Regions from separate parts of the Homo sapiens genome. Here region 1 is linked to region 2. Evidence: chromatin contacts called from ENCODE Hi-C or POLR2A ChIA-PET data. All regions are on one chromosome and are shown on one strand. The core of a region is the stretch at or near the end of the contact, and the rest is flanking DNA. Distances in the headings are between cores, read along the strand shown.

Region 1 (5,678 bases), core at 1,340-3,839, 86 kb after region 2:
GAACTGCCCAAGACCGGGAAACTTATAAAAGGAAAGAGGTTTAACTCACAGTGGCTCTTGCCTGTAATCCCAGCACTTTGGGAGGCCGAGGCGGGCGGATCACGAGGTCAGGAGTTCGAGACCAGCCTGACCAACACGGTGAAACCCCATCTCAACTAAAAATACAAAAATTAGCCAGGCGTGGTAGTGCACACCTGTAATCCCAGCTACTTGGGAGGCTGAGGCAGGAGAATCACTTGAACCTGGGAGGTTGACGTTGCAGTGAGCAGAGATTGTGCCACTGCACTCCAGCTTGGGCAACAGAGTGCGAGACTCCATCTCAAGAAAAAAACAAAAACAAAACAAACCACCACCACCACCACCAACCACCACCAACCACCACCACCACCAAAAACTGACTCACAGTTCCGCATGACTGGGGAGGCCTCAGGAAATTTACAATCATGGTGGAAGGGGAAGCAAACACTTCCTTCTTCACATGATGGCAGGAAGGAGAAGTGTGGAGCAAAGGGGAAAAGCCCCTTACAAAACCATCAGATCTCATGAGAACTCACTAACATGAGAACAGCATGAGGCGAACTGCCCCCATGATTTAATTACCTCCCACCGGGTCCCTTCCACAACATGTGGGGATCATGAGAACTACAATTCAAGACGAGATTTCAGTGGGGACACAGCCAAACCACATCACCTGGTGACACTGCTTTTGGTCAATTGTTAATTGTCCTACAGTCAGAGCCCTTCCTGGGAGTGCCTGGGGGCAATTGCACCTTCCTACTGAACCTGACGGATCAGGTAGGGTGGGGAAGGGTCTAATCTAGGGATTAGGGGTTCTAAAAGATACCCACAGGAGAGTCAGGCAGTGTCATTCAGATGTGGGCCTGGAGGAAAGGGACAGGGAGTGGTGGGCACTGAGGACCATGGCCACGCTCAGTCCCACCCACAGAAGCTGGTTACTTCTCAGGCCCTACTGGCTGGTGCCCTGCAAACCAGGGGCCTTGTGTTGCCAGAACTTCTGATTTTTCAGATTTTATTTATTATTAGAGACAGGGTTTCAATCTGTTGCCCAGGCTGGAGTGGAGTGGTGCTATCATAGCTCACTGCAGCCTCAACCTCCTGGGCTCAAGCAATCCTCCCACCTTGTTTTCCCAAAGTGCTGGGATTACAGGTGTGACCCGCCTCGGCCCCCCAGAGTGCTTAATTTATAGGTGTGAGACCCCGCATTAGAACCTGATTTTTCAATTTTATTTTTTAAACAAGAATGGGACTCCTTATTTTAAAATGTTATTAACTTTAAGACATTTTAAGACACCAAGAGCCAAGCGACATCACTGTGAGGGTCTGATTCAAGGGGTTGGGGCTGCACCCCTCTGTGGGACTAAGGTTTGAGTCCTCCTCTATCTTATTATTATTTTGAGACAGAGTCTCACCTTGTCGCCCAGGCTGGCGTGCAGTGGTGTGATCTCGGCTCACTGCACCCTCTGCCTCCCGGCTTCAAACGATTCTCCTGCCTCAGCCTCCCAAGCAGCTGGGACTACAGGGGTGCGCTACCACGGCCGGCTAATTTTTGTATTTTTAGTAGAGATGGGGTTTCACCCACCATGTTAGCCAAGCTAGTCTCGAACTCCTGACCTCGTGATCCGCCCGCCAAGACCTCCCAAAGTGCTAGGATTACAGACACCGTGCCTGGCCGAGTCCTCCTCTATCTCTTGCCCAGTCAGGCCTGGGGTCCCCACAGAAAAGCACCAAGAACAGTGGTGCAGGCGGGCTGGGAGCTGGGGAAGGGGCCCAGGCCACACCATTCCAGGCGGAAGACAGACCCTGGACTCCACCAATGCCAGAGCTCATCCTGACACCCCAGCTGCACCTCTTGGGAGCAGGTGCAGACAGGCTTGTGGGTGGGGGTCTGGGGGTGGCCGCTGAGCTCACCGACCCCTCCCTGGGTTCCTGGGGTCGCCTGTCACTTCTGCCCCCACACTGGCCATGCCCTCTGCCTGGACATCGCTTCCCTGCCCGTGACCCCATGTCCCTCCAAGTGCGGGCTCCACAACCCCAGTCTCCTCCTGCACTCAACCGCCACAGTCCACCCATAAGACGTTCACCCCGCCCGTCCCTCCTCCCTCCCCACCCACAAGACGTTCACCCCGCGCGGGCCCGGGGATCTGGTGGAGGCGTGGACACCTGGCCCCCTCCCCACCACAGGGGTCGCCTCCTCCCTCCACCATCCTGGGGTCCCGGGCAGGCTCCGTGGACTGGCGGAGGGGGCCCAGCGCGGGGCCTGGTCCTCAGCGGGCGCCCCGATGAACGAGGCCGGGCTGGGGTTCGGGGAAGGCGGTGGTCGCAGCGGCGGGACCTCGGGGTCACCTCCGAGACCTGGCCAGGGTGTCCAGGAGCGGGGCGAGGTTGTGGGCGCCCCACGAGTGTCGAGGGCGCTCCCGTCCCCTCCCCGCATGCCCCGTCCTCGCCCCGGCCCGAGGCCCAGCTGGGCAAACCCCCGCAACCCGCGCTTCCCCGCTCCGCGCCGCTGCCCCCGCGTGACCGGAAGTTCCTCCCCCCGCGGGCGCGGGCGGGGCGGGGCCGGCCGGCGGTACTTCCGGTGCCCACGCGCCGCCGTCGCGCAGCTCCCGGGCCGTCACTTTGTGTAGCGCGGGGTCCGCCGCCGGCCCGCAGGCCCCGGCCCCGGTGTCCGGCCCGTGGCTCGGCCAGCCCGGCCCGCGCGGTGAGTGGGTCTCGCGGGGCCGGTGGGCGGCGGCGCGGGCGGCAGGTGCGGGCGGGCCGGGCTTGCGCTCGGGGGCGGCGGCGGCGGCGGGGCCGGGCTGGCCCTCGACGCCCGGCGCGGGGAGGCCGCGGGGAGGCGGCGGGGCCGGGGCCTGCAGAGTCGGAGCGGAACGCGGGTAGGGACTTCCGCGGCAGCGCCCCCGCCTCCCGGACCCCCGTCCGGGCCTGCGCGTTGCCGACCCCCGGGGCCGGTCCGGGCAGGAGGCGGAGGGGGCAGGCCCGGGAGGCCACGCGTGACACCTCGGGGTGCCCGCCCACGCCTTCTCGGCCGCAGCGGCAGGGGCTGGGCCGCGGCCGCCCCCAGGACACACCCATCCAGGAGGGGCTGTCATCGTCTAGGTCTCTGCAGGAGGAGGCGGCTCCGGACGCCCCCTGGGGGGCGGGAGGCGCTCGGCCCGTCGCCCCAGGAGCCCGCTTTGTGACCTTGGGGGCCTTATCCGGGCTTTCCCTCATCTGCAGAAGGAGCCCCGGTGGGCTGCTCGGCTGTCTTCTGCTGCCGGCAGGTAGGTAGGGACACCCATCCCTGGGATTGGATGGGGTCTGGGCTGTCCCGCGTGGCAGCAGAGGTAGGAAAGGGGCTGGGCTTTGGTCGAGGACCCGATGGGCAAGAGGAAGTGCAGGTACCAGGAGGATCAGGCCCCCAGCTCTGCTTGTGTGGGGAGACCTCGGTGCTTGGTTTGGTTCAACAAGTGTGGGCAGGTCTGGGGGCCGGGTGGGGTGGTGAGGGGGCTACCCTGGGGAACCTGAGATGGCCCCCGTGGAAATAACCTGCACCAGGAGCAAACCCAGGAAAGTAGGGGGATCCAGAATCCGAGGACAGACAGTGAGGACTGTGGTGGTCGGGGAAGGAAGTCCTTCAGGAGGGCATGAAGACCCGAAGGGCTCTGAGGGCAGCGGGGGCCACCCAGAGGGAATGAAGGGGGCTAGACACAAGCACACCCCCACATCTCCCGCTCTCTGAGTTGGGTTTCCCTGGCTTTGGAGCTTTTGTGAGGAGTTTCTATCAACTTTCAAGCTTTGCCTCTTCTTCCTGCCCTTGCCTCGCTCCCTTCTCCTCTTGGGAGATACCTTGTCACCTCCCATTCTAAATGTTGGCTGCAGCACCGTATCCTAGAGTGCAGGGCCCTAGTAGAAATGAGGGTTTGGGGCCGGGTGAGGTGGCTCACGCCTGTAATCCCAGCACTTTGTGAGGTCGAGGCGGGTGGATCACCTGAGGTGGGGAGTTTGAGAAATGAGGGTTTGGGATGACGTTGGTGAAGCTCCCTGTGGCCTCTGGTTTGGGATTGATGCTGATGAGACCCCCTGTGGCCTCTGACCCAGAGTTGGATGCCGAGGGAGAAGTGAGCAGTGTTTACAGTGGACTGGCAGGCTGGCAAGAAGAGGGCAAGAGTGCAGGCCTGGGGGAGGCAGAGATAACCCAGGGGGAGTTGCTGGAATCTAAACTCTGCCCGGACTGCTGAGGTCCGTTTTTCAAACCATTATGTTCTGAATCTTGGGTTGGGGACGATGTCTGGCTGTGCTTCTGACCTCTGTAGGAGCTGGTCCTCCACCTTCTCTGGTCATCCGTGGGTGGACTTCTTGGGAGAAAGAACTCAGTGTCGTCTTTGGAGGCAGAGACTCTCCACTGCTTCTGGGGTGAGTTCCAATTCCAAGGGTCCCCCCAACCCCCTACCCCCAGCAGTGGTCAGTCTGTTCTGGAACAGGACAGTAGGGCCAAAATGCTGAGTTTGAAAAATCCTGTGTCCATCACATTGGCTGGCGACTTTAGACATTCTTTTAGTAAGTATTTGAATGCTTCTTAAGTGCTGGTGTGAGGGGTATTCAGACATGAGCAAAGGGAGCTTCTGCCGCCCAGGAGCTGGCTGTACTCAGGGAGAGAGATGATAAGACAGTCTCATAAGTGTATTTTTAAGATGTGGTGAGTGCTGTGAGGGAAGAATTACAGGGAACTGTGTCACCCACTGGGGCCCAGGGGGCTGCCTCAGAAGACCACCCAGGAAAAGGGGAAGAGAGTTCTGGGGATGGGGAATAACACACACACGGCCTGAGATGAGATGAACATGCAGCCACTTTATTCCAAAGCTGTGAAGTGTTCTTCTGTTGTGTCCTCATATATGGCGGCCTGGCTCTGGGAGTTTAAAGTTGCTGCTTCAGGTGGTGGCCAGGCAGGAGACAGCTCTACTGAGCTTGGCATGGCACCTAGGCCCAGCCTGAATCTGCGGCCTGAGGCTTGAAAGAGAAAAGCCCTCCTCTGGGCCTCAAGTGGGTGGCAGTTGGGAAACCGTTGCTGCGTGTACCCAGCGCCCTGAGTGCTGGGCAGGGCCGTGTCCTCCTGGAGGTGGCTAGCATAACACGCAGCACGTGGATTTCGACACTTTGGGCATCTTCACACGCCAAAGAGCTGTGGACACTGAGAAGGTTGGCTTCTGGGAGAGGCTGGAGGTTGGGGTGGCGCTCCCAGGCGTAGTTCTGTGACTTGAGTCTTTGGGGGTTAGTGATTCTGAAACTAGAAAGGGGGCTGGAGCCAGTCAGGGGGCACGTGTGACCTTCGGGACAGAGGTGGCTTCTGGATGCCTGTGTGTCCCAGCCTTTGACTTGGGTGAGCCTGTGTGAATGCTCAGAGCTTCCTGGCTATTAAAGTGTGGATTTTAAAGCAACTGCTCAAAGCAGTTCAGGAAATGAGTACGCGCGGCTGCTATGGTTTGGGTGTTTGTCCAGGTGTCAGGCTGTTCTCGCATTGCTGTAAAGAAATACCTGAGACTGGGTCATTTATAAAGAAGAGGTGAGACTGGCGCATGGTTCTGCAGGCTGTACAGGAAGCATGGTGCTGGCATCTGCCTGGCTTCTAGGGAGCCTCAGGAAGCCTTTAATCATGGTGGACGGTGAGGGGGAGTAGGTAT
Region 2 (5,333 bases), core at 784-3,283:
TAATATTCCACCTGCAGTCTATCACAGCCTGGTTTGTGCCAAAGTCAAGAGGAAATGCCTTTGGCAGATTGGTGAAGCCAAACTAGGGCCTCCTGCAGCCAACAAGCCAGCCAGGCCGCTGTGCAAGGGCAGGTCTAATCCTGGTTTTGTGGGGGCTTAGAACAGGCGGAATTCTTTTACATTTTTTTGGAGGTGGGGAATGGCGGGGAGGGGAATGGAGTCTCACTCTGTCACTCAGGCTGCAGTGCAGTAGCATGATCTCAGCTCACTGCAACCTCCGTCTCCCAAGCTCAAGTAATCCTCCCACCTCAACACCCTTGAGTATCTGGCACCACAGGCGCGCGCCACCACACCTGGCTGGTTTTTTTTTTTTTTATATTTTTGATAGTGATGGGATTTCACCACATTGCCCAGGCTGGTCTCAAACTCCTGAGTTCAAGTCATCAGCCCTCCTCAGCCTCCCAAAGTGCTGGGATTACAGGCGTGAGCCACCTCACCCCACTGGCTCTTTTACACTTGATCTTAGATGAAGGGCCAAGAAGCGATATCTGTGGCTCTTTTTATTTTATCTTTTTATTTTAGAGATGCGGTCTCACTCCGTTACCCAGGCTGGAATGCAGTGGTGCAGTCATGGCTCACTGCAGCCTCAAACTCCCAGGCTGAAGCGATCTTCCTGCCTCAGTCTCCTGAGTATCTGGGACTATAAGGCATGCACCACCATGCCAAGCTAGTTTTTGATTTTTTTTGTAGAGATGGTGTCTCATTACGTTGCCCAGGCTGGCCTTGAACTCAGGGTCTCAAGTGATCCTCCCACCTTGGTCTCCTAAAATGCTAGGATTACATCTAGCACCTGGCCTGCAGTTAAGTTCTAATGGGGAGGATAGACAGAGAAAGGGGCACGTGGGAACATTCTGGTGTCAATTATTCTATAGTCTACATTATATTTTTATCTATATCCTATTATTTTATATATTGATCAAGAGGGTGGTTATTCAAGGGTGCATGTATATGGAAAATTTATTGAGCTGCACACTTAATGCACTTTACACCTATAGTACCTTAATAAAAAAGAAACACAAGTGAATAAAAATTGCAAAATTAGGCCGGGCGCAGTGGCTCATGCCTGTAATCCCAGCACTTTGGGAGGCAGAGGTGGGCAGATCACTTGAGGTCAGGAGTTTGAGACCAGACTGACCAACATGGTGAAACCCCGTCTCTACTAAAAATACCAAAAAAAAAAAAAAAAAAAAAATTAGCTGGGTGTGGTGGCAAACGCCTGTAATCTCAATTACTGGAAGACTGAGGCAGGAGAATCACTTGAACTTGGGAGGCAGAGGTTGTACTGAGCCAAGACCTGGCCACTGCACTCCAGCTTGGGTGACAGAGCGAGACTCTGTCTCAAAAAAAAAAAATGCAAAATTGTTTGCAAGGTTTTGAAGTTGAGCATTCCCATATTTCTGTTAAATCTGACCCCAGAAGTTTCCTTACCTCTGGCCCTGGGAGAGCGGCGCCCGGCCCACTCCCTGCCCACATTATGAGCCCCCTCCTTCCCGCCCCCACCTCCCACCCCCGCGCCTTACCTTGCGGCTGAACTCTTGGGCCTTGCGCCTGCGCTCTCGGTGCACCGCGTCCGGGCGCTTGCGGCCGGCCAGGCGAAGCAGCTCACGGCCCAGAGCTAGGCCGCGGCCGCACCGCGGGGCCCGCAAGACTGTGGTCGGGGCCGCGGGGCCGGATCCTGGGCCGGGGCCACCGTCGGGAGCCGGGAGCACGCCCAGACTGGGCGGCACACGTGGGCAGCGCCGTGCCAGGCGCACGAGGCGCTCGCGGCTCAGACCGCCCACCGCCAGCCCCTCCACCTCCAGGATCTGGTCTCCTGGCCGCAGTCCTCCGGCATGCGCGCTGCTCCCCTTGGCCACCTCCAGGACGAAGCAGGGGCCAGAGCCACCTAGCCGGAAGCCAAAGTCCTCTGGCCAGCCCTGGTTCGTGGCCGGCGTGGCAGTGGTGGCCATGCACCTAGAACTGGAGACAGAACAGGGATTTCCTTGCTGCTCTGTCCATGGCTCCAAAGCCACTCAAAGGCCCAGGGCCACTGAAGGCCTCTACTTATCTCTGCCTCCTCCCTCTGACTCCGTCTTTGTCTCAATTCCCTTCCATCTATGTTTTTTTGTTTTGTTTTGTTTTTGTTTTTTTAAGACAGAGTTTCGCTCTTGTTGCCCAGGCTGGAGTGCAATGGCGTGATCTCAGCTCACCGCAACCTCCGCTTACTGGGTTCAAATGATTCTCCTGCCTCAGCCTCCTGAGAAGCTGGGATTACAGGCATGTGCCACCAAGCCTGGCTAATTTTGTATTTTTAGTAGAGACGGGGTTTCTCCATGTTGGTCAGGCTGGTCTCGAACTCCTGACCTTAGGTGATCTGCCTGCCTTGGCCTCCCAAAATGCTGGGATTACAGGCGTGAGCCACCGTGCCTGGCTTGCCTAATTGTTGTATTTTTAGTAGAGACAGGGTTTCACTATGTTACCCAGGCTGGTCTTGAACTCCTGGCCTCAGGTGATCTGCCTGCTTGGCCTCTCAAAGTGCTAGGATTACAGGCATGAACCATCATGCCTGGCTTGTTTTTTTGTTTTTTGTTTGTTTGTTTGTTTGTTTTTACTAAAAACAAAATTGGGGAGGGGGTGTAAAAGAAAAATGGCCCTTCCTTAAAGTCTTCTTTTGAGTGCCTTGGATTTTTAACCAATGCGGCCACATCCTTTTCCATGGGCCCCTCCTGCTTCCACAGGTCTGTTTTACTGTCTTACATGTACACTTGGCTTCCATGGGCCCTCCTCACTCCCTACACTTTAATCCCTCTTCTTACCCCTCTCCATCTACCAAAATTCCCTTTCGGGATCTGGCATGAATCACAAACTTACGGAAGTCCAGAATGTTGGAGCAGAATGGTCCCTCAGAGACCATTCATATCTTTGGGCATTTATTTTATTTTATTTTATTTTTGAGACAGAGTCTTGTTCTGTCACCCAGGCTGGAGTGCAGTGGTGTGATCTCGGCTCACTGCAACCTCTGACTCCTGGGTTCAAGCGATTCTCCTGCCTCAGCCTCCCGAATAGCTGGGATTACAGGTGTCCACCACCATGCGCGGCTACTTTTTGTATTTTTAGTAGAGACAGGGTTTCACCATATTGGCCAGGCTGGTCTCCAACTCCTGACCTCAGGTGATCCACCTGCCTTGGCCTCCCAAAGTGCTGTGATTACAGGCGTGAGCCACCGTGCCCAGCCTCTTGGGCTTTATTTTTTAGAGGCAAAGTCTCACTCTGTCACCCAGTCTGGAATGCAGGAACACCATCATATCTCACTGCAGCCTTGACCTTCCAAGCTGAAGTCATCCTCCTGCCTCAGCCTCCTGAGTAGCTGGGATCACAGGCGCATACTACCATGCCCAGCTAATTAAAAAAAAATTTTTATAGAAATGGGGTCTCACTATGTTGCCCAGACAGGTCTCAAACTTCTGGGCTCAAGCGATCCTCCTTCTTCAGCCTCCCAAAGTGCTGGGATTACACATGTGAGCCACTGCACCCAGCCTGGGGGAGACTTTAGAAACCTCCTCAGAGGCCGGGTGCGGTGGCTCACGCCTGTAATCCCAGCACTTTGCGAGGCAGAGGCGGGCGGCTCACGAGGTCAGGAGATCGAGACCATTCTGGTTAACATGGTGAAACCCCGTCTCTACTAAAACTACAAAAAAAATTAGCCAGGATGGTGGCGGGTGCTTGTAGTCCCAGCTACTCGGGAGGCTGAGGCAGGAGAATGGCATGAACCCGGGAGGCGGAGCTTACAGTGAGCCGAGATTGCACTACTGCACTCCACTCCATCCAGCCTGGGCGACAGAGCGAGACTCCATCTCAAAAAAAAAAAAAAGAAAGAAAGAAACCTCCTCAGACCCAGCATGTGGCGTGTCTGCACTTTGAGACAGGAGAGGGCCCTAACCCAAGGTCACCCAGCTGGGGAATGGCAGTGCCAGGTCACCCTCAGGCCCCATCCAAGGCTGTCTCCACAGAGCCTCCACACACACCTCAGGCAAAGCCTCAAACCTCTGTCCAGACGTCTCCTGCCTGGCTTGAGGATGCCCTCACTGGCTTCCCCTCACTCGTGTTGTAGGAGGTGGAGTGGGTTGATGTCCTCTTTCCTATGCCCTAGGATTTGGGGAACAAACATTTATGTACTGGCCCTGGTGGCCAGGGTGAGCATTGACCAGGCTGGCCAATCACTGTATCTCAGCCTTTGTGTCCTACAGAGGGCTTTTTGGAGCCCCTGCAGAGTTGATACTTTGGTCCTGAGAGAGAACGGTCTTTCTGTGGGTCCGTTGGCTGTATGGACGTCAAAGGTTTGGGGCTGCTGGCAGCCATGTTGCCACCCTGTGGAGGATCAGTTCTTATGACATCATCCGAACTCCTGGATCCAGCTGTGCCTGAAATGCACCCAACTTACATTTGACAGAAGGACTTCTCAGTAACACAGGCTCATAAATTCCTCTTTTTGGTTGTTGTTTTTTAAAGCCTGTTTGGCTGGATGAGGTGGCTCACGCCTGTAATCTCAGTGCTTTGGAAGACTGAGACAGGAGGATCACTTGAGCCCAGGAGTTCAAGACAGCCTGGACAACAGAACAAGACCCTGCCTTTTTTTTTTTTTTTTTTTGAGACGGAGTTTCGCTCTGTCACCCACACTGGAGTGCAGTGGCTCGATCTTAGCTCACTGCAACCTCCACCTCCCAGGTTTAAGCAATTCTCCTGCCTCAGCCTCCCGAGTAGCTAGAATTGCAAGTGTACACCACCATGCATGGCTAATTTTTGTATTTTTTTTGTAGAGACAGGGTTTTGCCATGTTGGCCAGGCTGGTCTCAAACTCCTGGCCTCAGGTGATTCACCCGCCTCAGCCTCCGACAGTGCTGGGATTGCAGGCATAAGCCAGACCCTGTCTTAAAAAAAAAAATTAGCTGAGCATGATGGTACACACCTGTAGTCCTAGCGACTCAGGAGGCTGAGGTGGGAGGATTGCCTGAACCCAGGAGTCTGAGGCTGCAGTGAGCCATGATGGTGCCACCACACTCCAGCCTGGGAAGTAGAGTGAGACCCTGTCTCAAAAATAGACAAACAAATGAATAAGTAAATAAATAAATACATTTAAAAAAATTTAAGGCTGTTTAGAGTTCAGATGCAATCACTTGCAACTAGTGGGACACTCAGTGCTAGAAACCTCTAAGTAAAGAGGAAACAGGAAGAGCTCTCATATGAAAGTTGCATCTCGGCCGGGCACGGTGGCTCACGCCTGTAATCCCAGCACT

The links. Hi-C counts contacts between places; a loop is a spot of excess contacts on that map. ChIA-PET counts read pairs that join two places held with the same protein, here RNA polymerase II (POLR2A). Pooled maps may share reads with other maps.
Region 1: a map of astrocyte of the cerebellum shows a loop between it and region 2 (3-fold over the local background). The contact joins the promoter of ZNF316 here to the promoter of GRID2IP in region 2. A Hi-C loop is called at or near these places in 1 of 168 maps with a recorded cell type or tissue (astrocyte of the cerebellum), 2 of 37 single-sample maps with no recorded cell type and 3 of 50 pooled maps. POLR2A ChIA-PET finds 5 or more read pairs at or near these places in 3 of 52 experiments (A673, OCI-LY7 and activated B cell).

The regions. Positions count from the first base shown.
Region 1 is chr7:6,634,729-6,640,406 of GRCh38, forward strand. It overlaps ZNF316 (zinc finger protein 316), which reads left to right and starts at 2,590. Exons shown (of 9, transcript NM_001278559.2): 1 at 2,590-2,719; 2 at 3,118-3,281; 3 at 4,314-4,413. RefSeq lists silencers at 2,270-2,689, 2,930-3,359 and an enhancer at 3,420-3,469.
Region 2 is chr7:6,549,428-6,554,760 of GRCh38, forward strand. It overlaps GRID2IP (Grid2 interacting protein), which reads right to left and starts at 2,034. Exons shown (of 22, transcript NM_001145118.2): 1 at 1,581-2,034. The coding sequence starts at 2,009.